Regions from separate parts of the Homo sapiens genome. Here region 1 is linked to region 2. A link is a contact called in ENCODE Hi-C or POLR2A ChIA-PET data. All regions are on one chromosome and are shown on one strand. The core of a region is the stretch at or near the end of the contact, and the rest is flanking DNA. Distances in the headings are between cores, read along the strand shown.

The links. A loop is a pair of places that touch in the nucleus more often than their neighbours do. ChIA-PET counts read pairs that join two places held with the same protein, here RNA polymerase II (POLR2A). Pooled maps may share reads with other maps.
Region 1: a loop to region 2 is called in a map of naive thymus-derived CD4-positive, alpha-beta T cell, with 6 times the contacts of the local background. The contact joins two enhancer-like sites. A Hi-C loop is called at or near these places in 3 of 168 maps with a recorded cell type or tissue (Jurkat, naive thymus-derived CD4-positive, alpha-beta T cell and posterior cingulate gyrus), 1 of 37 single-sample maps with no recorded cell type and 11 of 50 pooled maps. POLR2A ChIA-PET finds 5 or more read pairs at or near these places in 1 of 52 experiments (OCI-LY7).

Annotation. Positions count from the first base shown.
Region 1 is chr21:31,504,468-31,511,590 of GRCh38, forward strand. It overlaps a transcript of TIAM1 not described here. Among named protein-coding and RNA genes, the nearest start is that of TIAM1-AS1, 51 kb to the right of the region's middle. RefSeq lists a silencer at 5,334-5,393. Within about 2 kb of position 5,349, at least 3 of the 41 ENCODE cell types and tissues checked have a DNase peak (open chromatin) inside an H3K27ac peak, as active enhancers do.
Region 2 is chr21:31,442,016-31,448,696 of GRCh38, forward strand. It overlaps a transcript of TIAM1 not described here. Among named protein-coding and RNA genes, the nearest start is that of TIAM1, 100 kb to the left of the region's middle. Within about 2 kb of position 2,261, at least 3 of the 41 ENCODE cell types and tissues checked have a DNase peak (open chromatin) inside an H3K27ac peak, as active enhancers do.

The DNA of each region.
Region 1 (7,123 bases), core at 4,099-6,598, 66 kb after region 2:
CCTCCAAGTTCAAGAATGCCACTGTAAGAAGCAGAAGCAATATGGGGAGCTGGGATCTAGGTCGCTCCTCTGTTAGATCTGAAAAGACTAAAACATGAAAACTTCCAAAGCTGGTAAAGCTCCTACTTCCCAGTTAGCTCAACCCAGTGGAACCAAGGGTAGTTCTCCAGGTCAATGTCTCTGACTGCACCAGGGGCTGATGACTTCTGCAGTGGAGGGGGAAATGCAGAACTCAGTTTGGTTTTTTCTACGTTCAGATCCCAAGTCATCCCTTTCTTCTTTGGATGTTAAAGTAGTATTCATCGGCCTGCATTTTTTCAGGATCTCATGCTTGCTAATAACCACTGTTACTAAAAAAAAGAAAAAACTTCTAGAGAAACCTGACCCTTCTCCCAGAAGCTAAGAACTTGACAGCTATGGTCTCCTCCACATAATAGATACTCCTGCCCTGATACTGCAAGACAGAAATGACCACTTTTAAAGAAATTAGCAAGTACCTTCAACAAATTTGTTATTAGCCTCTGACAGTCCCGCACTGGAGACCTCAGAAACACCAAAAATAAAAAGATACAATCCCTGTCATAAAGGGACTTAGGACACAGAATGAGTGAGGACCCCATGGGCCTAAAGCAGCATCCCATGGTGTGTAGCTAAGAACAAACCAGATTCAATCACAACTCAGCCACTGATTGGCCGGGCGACCACAAGGCCAAGCAAGCTACTTAACCCTCAGTTTCCTCACCTACAAGATAGAGATCGTGAATCCACCTCACAGTGTTGACATAGGATTCAATGATATAACTCATGCAAAAAAGCTTAGCTCTCTACAGGAGATATTATCATCAGCATGAATAATTAGATTCTAAGACCAAGAAGTATAAATGTTAAAAGATATGAAAGGTCAAGGAAATTTTAAAACTAGAAGACCTGGAAACTGGATAAACAAAGAGCAAAGAGAGATCAAGAAAAAAAAAAGTAAATGTATTCTTCTTAAGCCAAGCTCACTGGTGTCATTCACAAACACAGGGAATTCTTGACCAAAAAGATGACTAAGATAACTACTTCAACCAGCACACTCTGGAGCCCATGGAATTGGAAGAGCACTCATTGAGTGTAGACATTGCAGAGAATTGTGGGGGAAAAAATCAGTGGATCAGCATTACCGTCTTAGATGTTTAAAGCCTCTGAAGTTTTCTTAGATGGAAAGATCATCAAAGGTTACTATTCCAGCTCATTTTAAAAGCTGATGCCAGGCCGGGCACGGCATCAGATTTTTTTTGTAATCCTAGCAGTTTGGGAGGCTGAAGCGGGCGGATCACCTGAGGTCGGGAGTTCGAGACGAGCATGGCCAACACAGTGAATGAAACCCCGTCTCTACTAAAATTACAAAAATTAGCCGGACGTGGTGGCGGGTGCCTGTAGTCCCAGCTACTTGGGAGGCTGAGGCAGGAAAAATGCTTGAACCCAGGAGGCGGAGGTTGCACTGAGCCAAGATCTTGGGCCACTGCACTCCAGCCTGGGCGACACGGTGAGACTCTGCCTCAAAAAAAAAAAAAAAAAAAAAGGCTGATGCGCACAACAGGAAACGACCAACTTGCTCAAGGTCCCACAGCTTGCTGGAGACAAAGCTCTGATTACAACCCAGGCACTGATGGCTGCCCTCATAGTTTTCTGCCCAGCACGACTCCTCTTCACAGCAGGAAATCAGCCACCTACACAGGCTCCCTCCCCATTTCCATCTCTCTTCCCATCCCTAATAGCACTCTCTCTAAACTCACGCACTCTCACACACGTACACACACACACACACACACATATGCATCTGCATCTTTTTCCTCCCTTCCATATCTTTTTTTAAGGTATAAGAAATACATATACCATAACATCTATCATCTTAACCCTTCTTAAGTGTACAGTTCAGTGTTATTAAGTACATTCACATTATTGTGCAACTATCACCAACATCCATCTTCCGAACTCTTTCCATCTTGCTAAACTGAAAGTCTATACCCGTCCAACACAAACTCCCTTGAATTTCACTACTCTAGGTCCCTCATACAAGTGGAATCACATAGTATTTCTCTTTCTGTGTCTGGCTAATTTTACTTAACGTAATGTCTTCAAGATTCATCCATGTTGTAGCATGTGTCAGAATTTCCTTCCTTTTTGGCCAGGCACAGTGGCTCATGCCTGTAATCCCAGCACTTTGGGAGGCTGAGGCAGTTGAATCACTCAAGGTCAGGAGTTCAAGACCAGCCTGGGCAACATGGTGAAACCCCATCTCTATTAAAAATACAGAACTTAGCCAGGCATGGTGGCGCAAGCCTGTAATCCTAGCTACCTGGGTGGTTGAGGCAGGAGAATCACTTTAACCGGGAGGCAGAGGTTGCAGTGAGCCGAGATCGTGCCACTATACTCCAGCCTGGGCGACAGAGGGAGACCCTGTCTCAAACAAACAAACAAAAAACTCCCTTCTTAAGGCTAAATCATATTCCACTGTACGTATACACATTTTGTTGACCCACTCAATCAACAGACACTTGGGTTGCTTCCTCTTTTGGCTATTGTGAATAATGCTGTTATGTGCGTGGGTATGCAAATATCTCTCTAAGTGTCTGCTTTCAATTCTTTTGGGTAGAGACCCAGAAGTGAAATTGCTAGATCATATGGTAATTCTATTTTTAATTTTTTGAGGTGCATGCACCTTTTTAATTTTTTTTTTTTTTTTTTTTTTTTTTTTTTTTTTTTTTTTTTTTGAGACAGAGTCTTTCTCTGTCGCCCAGGATGGAGTGCAGTGCAAGGATCTCAGCTCATGAAACCTCTGCCTCCTGGGTTCAAGCAATTCTCTTGCCTCAGCCTCCTGAGTAGCTGGGATTACAGGCACCTGCCACCATGCCCCGCTAATTTTTTTGTATTCTTAGTAGAGATGGGGTTTCACCATGTTGGCCAGGCTGGTCTTGAACTCCTGACCTCAAGTGATCTGCCCACCTCAGCCTCTCAAAGTGCTGGGATTACAGGTGTGAGCCTGTAAAAGGGACCATGTCTGGTCCCTTTTAAAATTATATCACACTTCTCCATAACTACAACTAATAGCAAAATATGTTTTCTTTTTTATTCAACTAATGTTTATTCAGCACCAATTATATGGTAGGCCTTGGGCTATGTACCTGGGATACGATCAATCATGACCTAAAGTCATGGTCCCCGTCCTCTTGGGACTCACAGTCTAGCAGGAGGGACAGACAGGAATCAGATCACAGGCAGCTATCTGGAGCAGACAGACAACAGTGAAACTGACGCAGGCAGCAGTAACTCTGCCATCAATCATATTATGGGAAGGTGTTTTAGGGTGGTAGCCCAGGGGTGGGTGTGTGCTGTGGGTTGAATTGAGTGCCTTAAAAGATATGCTGAAGTCCTACCTGTCCTACCTCCCAGAACCTGTGACTGTGACCCAACTGGAAATAGGGTCTTCGTAGACATAATCAAGTTAAGATGAAGTCATACTGGCTTAAGGTGGGCCCTATTCTAATGACCAATGTCCTAATAAAAAGAGGGAGACTTGGACACAGACAGACATGGGGAAGGAGGACATGGAAGACACAGACAGGGACAGGAAGGACGCAGCTGCACACTGAGGAAGCCACCAGAAGCTGGAAGAGGGAAGGACAGGTTCTTCCTTAGAGCCTTCAGAGTGAACGTGGCCCTGCTCACACCTCAGTCGTGGACTTCGAGCCTCCTGAACTGTGGGAGACTACATTTGCATTGCTTGACGCTTCCCCTCCATGGTACTCTGTTAGCACAGCCCTAGGAAACCCTACAGGGTGGAACGTAGTCCTAGGTTGGATTCTTTTCTACCTTTCCTTGGAGTGGGGAGGAGAGAGATAGAGAAATAAAGAACTAGGTTTTCATATTGAAATTTCTTTTTTTTTTTTTTTTTTGAGACAGAATTTGGCTCTTGTTGCCCAGGATGGAGTGCAATGGCACAATCTCGGCTCACTGCAACCTCCGCCTCCCGGGTTCAAGCGATTCTCCTGCCTCAGCCTCCTAAGTAGCTGGGATTACAGGCATAAGCCACCACCACACCCAGCTAATTTTGTATTTTCAGTAGAGATGGGGTTTCTCCATGTTGCCAGGCTGGTCTCAAACTCCTGACCTCAGGTGATCTGCCCGCCTCTGCTTCCCAAAGTGCTAGGATTACAGGCATAAACCACCGCGCCCAGACTCATCTTGAAATTTCTAACCAACTTTCGATCCTGGCCTGTGGACCTGGGTCTCAGCTTCTGACTCTGTAGGGTGAGTGTGCCCTTAGACTATATCCGAGATCCTAGCGTTGAAGTGGTCCTAAGGTTCCCACGGAGTCTTTTTCAAGCTAGCCCACAGGGCAGTTCCTGATCACCCCCATGGGAGACCTATGCGCACACTATTGGTATTAAGATATGACTTGCTGCAGGACATTTAGCAAACTGGGCTGTGCTACGAACTCACCTGCCCCTCCCCCATGCCTTGTCATGAACAAAAATGCCTCCACCCCCATGTCTAGAGAAGCCAGCAAGAGGTGAGACCCCCTGGAGGGAATGAGTCTTAAAGCTGGGTCATAGAGCAGGCCACTGATTTTCCATGAGATCTATGTTTGAATACATTTGGAGTATCTGCGTGCCTCCGTGGTGGAGATTATGGGGTATGGAGGGCACCCTGCACAACGGTTCTTCAGGACTACCCGACAAACCCTACCTGCTGAGACTGGGAGGTCACCCCAGGGAGACTCACCCATTTAGGGAACCACTACTACAGCTGGGAGTGTCTCACCCTGTTGGATGGATCAGGCATGGCATGGGGAAGCCTCCTGAATATGACATGGAAAAAGGAAGCAGACATCCCCCGGCAGAGGTGCAAACCCAGCTCTCCTGGAGTCCTGCAAAGCCCCCAGGACCCACTCAAGGGCCATGTGAGCACCAAGTCACCTGCCTGGCACAGGCGCCACTTCCCACCCGCTCCTCGGGCACCCAACTGTTCCAGCACTCATCACTGCACCTCCTCCGCCACTGTCAACACAAACACCCACACCCAGGCAGGAAGTAAAAATAACCAGCCGTTTCATAGCATGTCTCATGCCTCATCTCCTTCCCGAGGCACGCCTCTCTCAGTCCCCTGCAGGCATCAAGGACCCACAGAGAGGAGAGAGAGGCAGGGAGTTAAGACAGTTCCAATGCCCTGTGCTTTGTCTACACTGTCAGACAGAGATCATCTCTAAAAGGGATAAAAGTCAGAGGCCCTTCCCTTGCAACAAAGACGGGGCTGCATGTTTCTCTCTCAGGGGCGCCCCCTACCTGGAAGGACAGTTCTTTCTACCAGTAAATTCCACGTGCCTGGAGAGCCGCAGAACTTCAGGGATGAGTCAGCCAATTACCGCTGGGCCCCTCCCCACCACGAGAGTGTGTTTATCTATCTCAGGCAGAGGTACTAGTGCCCAGGCAGAAAAGACATGAAAATCACAACCCCAGACCAGAACTAGCATCTTTTATGAGGCACAGCCATCAAAGGACCTCCTGACAGCAAAGCCTGGTGCTATGGTTCTGAAGTGCATCCCCCAAAAAGATATGCTGAAGTCCTAACCCGGGGTACCCGTAAATGTAACTGCATCAGTTTGCTAGGCTTGCCATAACAAAATACCAGAGTCTAGGTGGTTTGAACAACAGCAACTTATTATCTTACAGTTCTGGAGACTGGAGTCCGCGACCAAAGGGCCAGCAGGGTGGTTTCTCCTGAGGCCTCTCCTCGGCTGGCAGATGGCTGCCTTCTTTCTCGCTGTGTCCTCACACAGCCTCTCCTCTGTGCGTGCACATCCCTGGTGCCTCTATGACCAAATTTCCTCTACTCATAAGGACAACGGTCAGATGGATTAGAGCCCACCCTAAGGACCTCATTTGCACTTCATCATCTCTTTAGAAGTCCTGTCTCCAAATACAATCACATTCTGGCGTAATGAGGGTTCGGGATTCAACATATGAAGTTTCAACATAGGAAGTTTTGGGGGAACACATTTCAGCCCATAACAGACCTCATTTGAAAACTGTTGGGCTCACACCTGTAATCCCAGCACTTTGGGAGGCCAAGGCGGATGGATTGCCTGAGGTCAGGAGTTTGAGACCAGTCTGGCCAACAAGATGAAACCTCGTCTCTACTAAAAATACAAAAAATTAGCCGGGCGTGGTGACAAGCACCTGTAATCCCAGCTACTCAGGAGGCTGAGACGGGAGAATTGCTTGAACCCAGGAGGCGGAGGTTGCAGTGAGTTGAGATCATGCCACTACACTCCAGCCTGGGCTACAAGAGTGAAACTCCATCTCAAAAAAAAAAAAACAAAAAAAACTGTTTACTTTTTATGATCATGTCTTGCAGATGTAATTCATTAAGATGAGGACATATTGGAGTAGGGTGGTCCCTGAGTTCCTATGACTGGTGTCTTTGCAAGAAGAAAAAAGACACAAAGATACACACAGTGAAGGTAACCATTTGAAAGCAGAGACACATAGGACAACGCCATGTGGCAACAGAAGAGAGACAAGTCAAAGAATGCCATAGGTTGCTGGGAAGCACCATAAGTTAGGAAAAGGCAAAGAAGGATTCTACACAGCATCACAGGAGGAACCAATGCCGCGGGCACCCTGAGTCTGGGCTTGTGCCCTGCAGAACAACGAGAGAATAAACTTGTGTTGTTCTAAGTCACCCTGTTGGTGGCACTTTGTTAGGGCAACCCTAGGACACTCAGCCCTAGGAAACCAGGGTGAGCAGTTGGCTGGGCACTAAAGGTTCAGACCTCTTGAGGCCGCTTAGCCATACATAGAAAGCCTCCGTCAACACTATTTCCTTCTAATAAAATTCAATAATTGACTTGCAATACAGCCTAGCAGAGGAATTCTTAGTGCGGACTCTGTGGCCAGACTGCCTGGGTTCAGAACCTTGGTCTGTCCCTTACCAGACATCTGACCTTGGCCAAGACACACCCCCAGGGCCTCAGTTTTCCTCATCTGTAAAAAGGGCATGATAATAATAGTATCTAGCTCATCCTGCTAGGAAAATCACATGAGGCAATACTTACGCAGCAATCAATGCCTGGCACCGA
Region 2 (6,681 bases), core at 1,011-3,510:
ATTGCACTCCAGCCTGAGCAATGAAATGAGACCCTATCTCAGAACAAATAAATAAATATATATATATATATAGAACAATAAGGGTATTGTAACAGGGAAAAGAGATCAAGCTCAACTCCAAACACAGCAAGGACAAGTGAGAACTTACAGCCAAGGAGTGAAGCTGAGAGGGTCAGTCAATGGACAATTACTAAGACGTAACGTCAGGAGTAGGGAGTTTTTTTTTTTTTTTTTTGAAACAGAGTCTCCCTCTGTTGCCTAGGCTGGAGTGCAGTGGCACGATCTTGGCTCGCTGCAACCTCCACCTCCTGGGCTCAAGTGATTCTCCCACCTCAGCCTCCTGAGTAGCTGAGGCTACAGGTGCACGCCACCATGCCTGGGTAATTTTTGGATTGTTAGTGGAGACAGGGTTTCACCATGTTGGCCAGGCTGGTATGGAACGTCTGACTTCAAGTTATCTGCCTGCCTCCGCCTCCCAAGGCACTGGGATTACAGGCATGAGCTACCACGCCCAGCCGGGAGATTCTTGCAATCTTGCAAAACTGGCCTAACAGAATTCTTGCTAAAGACAGGCCAAGGACTTACACATCAAAGGTGGAAAATGAGGAACTTGATCAGATTATCAAGGGTGGTCAGATATCAAGAATGAAAGGATAACCTAGCAGGATTCTTTGCGAAGACTGGAATGGATAAGCCAAAGAGAGGATGGGGCCAGGGTCACAGCCTAGTCAAAAAGAGGGCTCAGAGGAGCCTGACTACAGTTTCATCAAGGAGGGAATTATTGTCAAGGTAGGGCTCTGGAATTCTGTATTTAACAAGCTCATTAAGATTTAGAAAGAAAAATAAGCTGAGGAAGGAGAAAGACCATGCACCAGGTCACATATGCAAATATGAGACGGCCAGGACCTGAAGAAGTCCCCAGGGACTGGTCAGGTTGGATCCAGTGTTTCAATGAACTAGTGTATTAAATAGCAAATTGCAATGCGGCTCCTATGTACATGTTACCCAGGATTGAAAGCAACTTTGAACTGCCTTGGAGCAATTTCCACAGAAAGCGTATCTGCCTGAGAAGTAGAAACCTTGGACTGTGGAGTTTCATTTTACAACTTTAACTCTGAAAAAACAAAGGGAAAAGAGGATGGAAAGGAATGGGTTACAAAAGTGCCCAACATGGGACAAGGCCAGGGCTGTTGGACTCCCCAGCTGCTTTTGGTCATTGGGAATAATTAAACCCCCTAGTAACAGACAAGAAATAATGAACAGACATATCAGGGCCAGCTCCCCAGATATTATAAAAGCATGGGAAGTAGGGGAGGCAACATCTTCCCACAAGACAATTACAGTAGAGATGCGTCCATAACCCAGAGTCTATGGACCACGCTGCTGTATGTCAGTGGTTTAATTCTTTTCCTTTTAAGGAAAGATCTGATATTTTAATGGTTTTTTAAACGTTATCATGCAGAGCTAAGTGTTAATATTCTTTCAATGCATTCTCCTGCTTTTTAGCCTCTCTTGCCTTCCTTGCAAATCTGCCTGTTGAAGCCCTCCTTGACCATCAAGGACCAGTTTAAATGCCCTCATGTAAGAAGTCTCACCTGACCCACAACCACCACCACCCACCACTGGAAGAAAATCCCCTGATATCAGACTCCTGTGGTCCATCAGTGGTGAATCTCTTTTAGCTTCTGAAATATAATTTCTGATGTTTATTAGAGGCAAAAAGAATCATATTTTATAGCCATGGTTTCTACAATGAGCCCTGAACTATTGTGGTTTTCCAAGTTTTCATTCTCAAATAAGCTCAGAGCATCCCTATCCCTCCTGCAAATCCCTAAAAACTGGAATTTGAAATTCATTGTATGCAACATAAATCTGACTGGTTACATAATATAAAACATCAGACAGAGCTGGCTTCCATTCAAGTCATTTAGAACATGTTTCATAAAAGCTGAACCTCATGGGAGGCAGCCTCTCAAAGCCAAAGCAAAGCTGCAGTTCATCCTTAGACCCTCCTTGGTCTCAAATTAAAATATCCAGGAGGATAGAAATTGATGAGATTTCATTAAGTAAAAAATTTCATGAAAATCAATCCTAACCTCTGTAGCTCCCAGCAGCGGGATCTGTGTTTATATGAACAGCATTAAAGATAAGCTGTCCCACGGAAATTACAGCAGCAGTTATCAAACAACTTTAATGCACTCTTAAGTAGAGGCACTAAAATTTAGAATTCGCACTGGCTTTTCTGTCGTTCACGGCGTGGCGCTGAGTCAGCCTGCAACCACACAAGAAAACAGCTGTTGAGAAATACAGCTTCCTGATTTAAAAATAAAATCAGTAAATTTCTACTAAAAGTTTCTGCTAAATTCCTTATTGCATTCTATTTCAAAGGAGGGGTGAAATATCTAGAATGCCACGATGGTTTTTAAGCATAAGGGGTTGGATCTGATGAATTTCATGTTTGTGCTCTGGGACTTTACTAGAAAAAAATGAGGGATAGATGACTAATTGCTACAATATTAATTTCATACTTACATTCCCCATAAGGCATGAAGCAAAATTTGTCAGCTTGAGGGAAATGAGACTGGACTAATTATCAGGACCTCAGCAAATAATGATCCAATATCCAAAGAACTGCAGTCTGCCATGAAATATTTGACAATTCTTTTAAAAAGTCAGCAAACTTTTCTAAGAAGAGAACGCAGGCCAGGCGCGGTGGCTCACGCCTGTAATGCCAGCACTTTGGGAGGCCAAGGTGGGCGGAACACCTGAGGTCGGGAGCTTGAGACCAGCCTGACCAACATGGTGAAACCCCATCTATACTAAAAATACAAAATTAGCAATGCATGGTCGCACATGCCTGTAATCCCAAGTACTTGGGAAGCTGAGGCAGGAGAACTGCTTGAACCTGGGAGGCGGAGGTTGCAGTGAGCTGAGATCACGCCATTGCACTTCAGCCTGGGCAACAAGAGCGAAATTACATCTAAAAAAAAAAGGAAAACAAAGAACAGAAGAGAAGAGAAAAGAAAGAACAGAATGCAAAGACAACTACTGCTTTTGATACAGGCAATTTTATGACCAGTAACAAGTAGATGTTTCTGTGGGAAATGTCTCCTAGCATATGAGATACAACATCAAATGTCGCAGGCTAATGTGAGAAACAGTCTATGATGATGAGTGAATCTTGACTTTGAGCAACACACGGAAACTCCAAGGCCTCAGGTTTTGTTTTTAAATCTATTAAATAAAGAATCTAGGCTCATTGTATTACTGTGCCCCTGCTGGCTTCAACCTTCTGTAATGCTAAGACCAGCCTCACTCTGTTTAATACGTGTGTCTTCCAGAATGTTCTTTAACCACAGTTCTTCTGTATGACATTTCCTCTGGTTTTGCTGAAAGAGGGGCAATGGCTACTCCAAAAGACTCCTTTATGTAAGTTCCAAACTTTGTGGAAAATAATCTGGTAAATCCAGGAGATGTTATATTCCCACTTGCCATTCTGGATGTCGTCTATTAATTCCAATTAATAGGGACACAGCTCATTGGTGACTACATGGAATTCTATCACCCCAAATGCTCACCTCTCACTGCCTACCCTGCAGAAATCTCAGGCACTCAAACTGCAGGCAGTATCCAAAGACCTGTTCTCTTCATCAGGAGACCCAGGAGATCCCCAATCCTTGTAAAATTCAAGAGTTTATTCAAGACTATCAACCATTGTTTCCTGGATCGGACTATACCCATTACATTTTAACAGCCCTCTCTGACTCAGGGACATGAGTACAGCCAGGGGGAGGAGGGGAGGAGAGACGCTAAAGGAGAGATTGGGGTTTTGTTGGTTGTATTTTAACGTTTGAGTTTTGGGAAGGTTGGTTTCATGGTTTTACTTTTGGTTTTTTGAGGACTATGTTTGTTTTTATTTTTATTTTTTATTTTTTTATTTTTGAGACAGAATTTTGCTATTGTTGCCCAGGCTGGAGTGCAGTGGCACGATCTCAGCTCACTGCAATCTCGGCCTCCCAGGTTCAAACTATTCTCCTGCCTCAGCCTCCCAAGTAGCTGGCATTACAGGCACCCGCCACCACACCTGGCTAATTTTTGTACTTGGGGTAGAGGCAGGGTTTCACCATGTTGGCCAGGCTGGTCTTGAACTCCTGACCTCAGGTGATCCACCTGCCTCAGCCTCCCAAAGTTCTGGGATTACAGGTGTGAGCCACCTCGCCCTGCCACTGTGTTTGTTTTTTAACTTACCCTACCATTGGCTGAAATTTCTGCAGCTGAAAAATAGAAGCAAGCTCTAGTTGCTTTCTACTTAAGATAGGTATGTAAGTCCTGGCTACATCATGCCTCATGACCCAAACAGCCATTCTAGGGGCACAGGCAGCAGGCAGCATGCATAATTCCATCTGTCTCATGCTAAGATTCACGGGTGATCACTTTCAAAGAGCATGCTGAACTTCTAGTGAAACTTTACACACTGAAAACTTACACACCACACTTTCATGGTGGACTGCAAGGTCAGTGTTTATGGACACTACTGAGAGAAGGCCAGGGAGAGTGATGAAGTATGAATATGAAAGATGCAGAGAAGGCAAAGAAAACAGAAAAGAAACACAAAGCTTATGTCCCTGACATAACGATGGGAGACAGTCACTCACCACAAACAGGAAATAGAACAAGAAAGACCTCTAGCCACAGTGGCAGGCACCATAGCAGCAGCCGGGCCACGCTCAGCCAACCCACCAGAGCGTTTTCGTGCAAAATGTTATCGATGTGCTGCACATCTTCAGTGAAAACAAATGCTAAGCACAGAAAAGTTGCAAATCTTGCAGTAAAAGCAAAACAGTAAAGTTCACATAGAAATACTTTATTCATCTTAAAGAAAAGATTTACTTTGAAGAAAGTAGGGTAGCTGGAGACATTCTTGGAAATTCTGGTTTGCAAAACCATTGGTTTTGTTTACTATCAGGGATTTTGTGTTAAGACAAATGATATCAGTATCATTCTTACCCCTATGAACCACAATTATTACGGCCATTGTGGGCCTTAAGGTAGGACAGGATAGGGTAGGATAATAAGAAAGATAGAAAAGTAGGCCAGACACAGTGGCTCACACCTGTAATCCCAGCACTCTGGGAGGCTGAGGAAGGGGGATCACTTGAGCCCAGGAGTTCCAGACCAGCCTGACCAACAAAGGGAAACCCCAACTCTACAAAATTTTTCTTTCTTTATTTTACTATAGCTGGTAGCAACTGGGAAAAAAATTTTTTTTTAATTAGCAGGGTGTAGTGGTGTGCACCTGTAGTCCCAGCTCTCAGGAGGCTGAGGTGGGAAGACTGCTTGAGCATAGGAGGTCAAGCCTGCAGTGAGCTGTGTTCATGCCACTGCACTCCAGCCTGGGCAACAGAGCAAGACTCTATCTCAAGAAGATTTAAAAAAGGAAGAAAAGCAAGGAGAAGGAAAAAAGGAAAGAAAAATGGAGAAAGCAGAGAAATAGGAAAGAAATTCTCTGAAGATCAATAAATTAGAATAAAGGAGGAAAAATATGAGAGTGATCTGAATGTGTTAAAAACTGAACTGTGAGTTCGGAGATAAGAGGAGCAAAAGCAAATGGAAGTGAAGAGACTGTGGCTCACGTGTTTCCCTGAAGCATCTGCAGGAATGTTGGTCAGATGCCTGCTGGCCTGAGAAATGAGGAGGTGGACAGTGACCAGGGATGAGTGCTTGTACTAGTCAGGGTTCTCATGATAAACAGAATCTATACATATGCACATATATGCACAACACACATGTATATATCTGCATGAAGAGATTTATTATAAGGAATTGGCTCGTGTGATTATGGAGGTTAACATATCTGAAGATCTGCAGTTGGCAAACTGGAGAACTAGGAGAGCAATGGTGGAGTTCCAGTCCAAGGCTGAAAGCAGGAGGGAAAAAATGATGTCCTAGCTCCAAAGAAAGTCAGGCAGGAGAAATTCCCCCTCACTCAGGGGTAGGGCCCGAGTTTTGTTCCATTCAGGCCTTCAACTGAAAGGAGAGGAGGAGAGACGAGGCCAATATCTTTCACTCAGTCTACTGATTTCAAGGTTCATCTCATCCAAAAACACCCTCATAGAAACAACCAGAATATCTGACCACGTATCTGGGCACCTTGTGGCCCAGTCAAGCTGACACACAAAATTAACCATCACAGCAGTCATTGTGTAATAGGCCCCAAGAAAAACACATGAGGAACACTGGTTACTCCTAAAACATCTACATTGACCAAGATTAGAGGACAGAATCTAAATTAGAAGTGCAACTTGGAGGCCAGGCGCGGTGGCTCATGCCTGTAATCCCAGTATTTTGAGAGGAGGAGGCGGGCGGATCACCTGAGGCCAGGAGTTCGAGACCAGTCTGGCCAACATGGCAAAACCCCATCTCTATTAAAATACAAAAGAATTAGCTAGGCGTGGTAATGCGTGCCTGTAGTCCCAGCTACTCAGGAGGCTGAGGGACGAGAATTGCTCGAGCCTAGGCAGTAGAGATTGCAGTGAGCCAAGATTGTGCCACTGCACTCCAGCCTGGGTGACAGAGAGAGACTCCATCTCAATTAAAAAAAAAAAAAAAAACAAGAAGTGCAAATTGGAGAAGCCCAAGGAAGGTGCTGAGCATGGAGGTGTCTTGCAAATATTCCTTTCC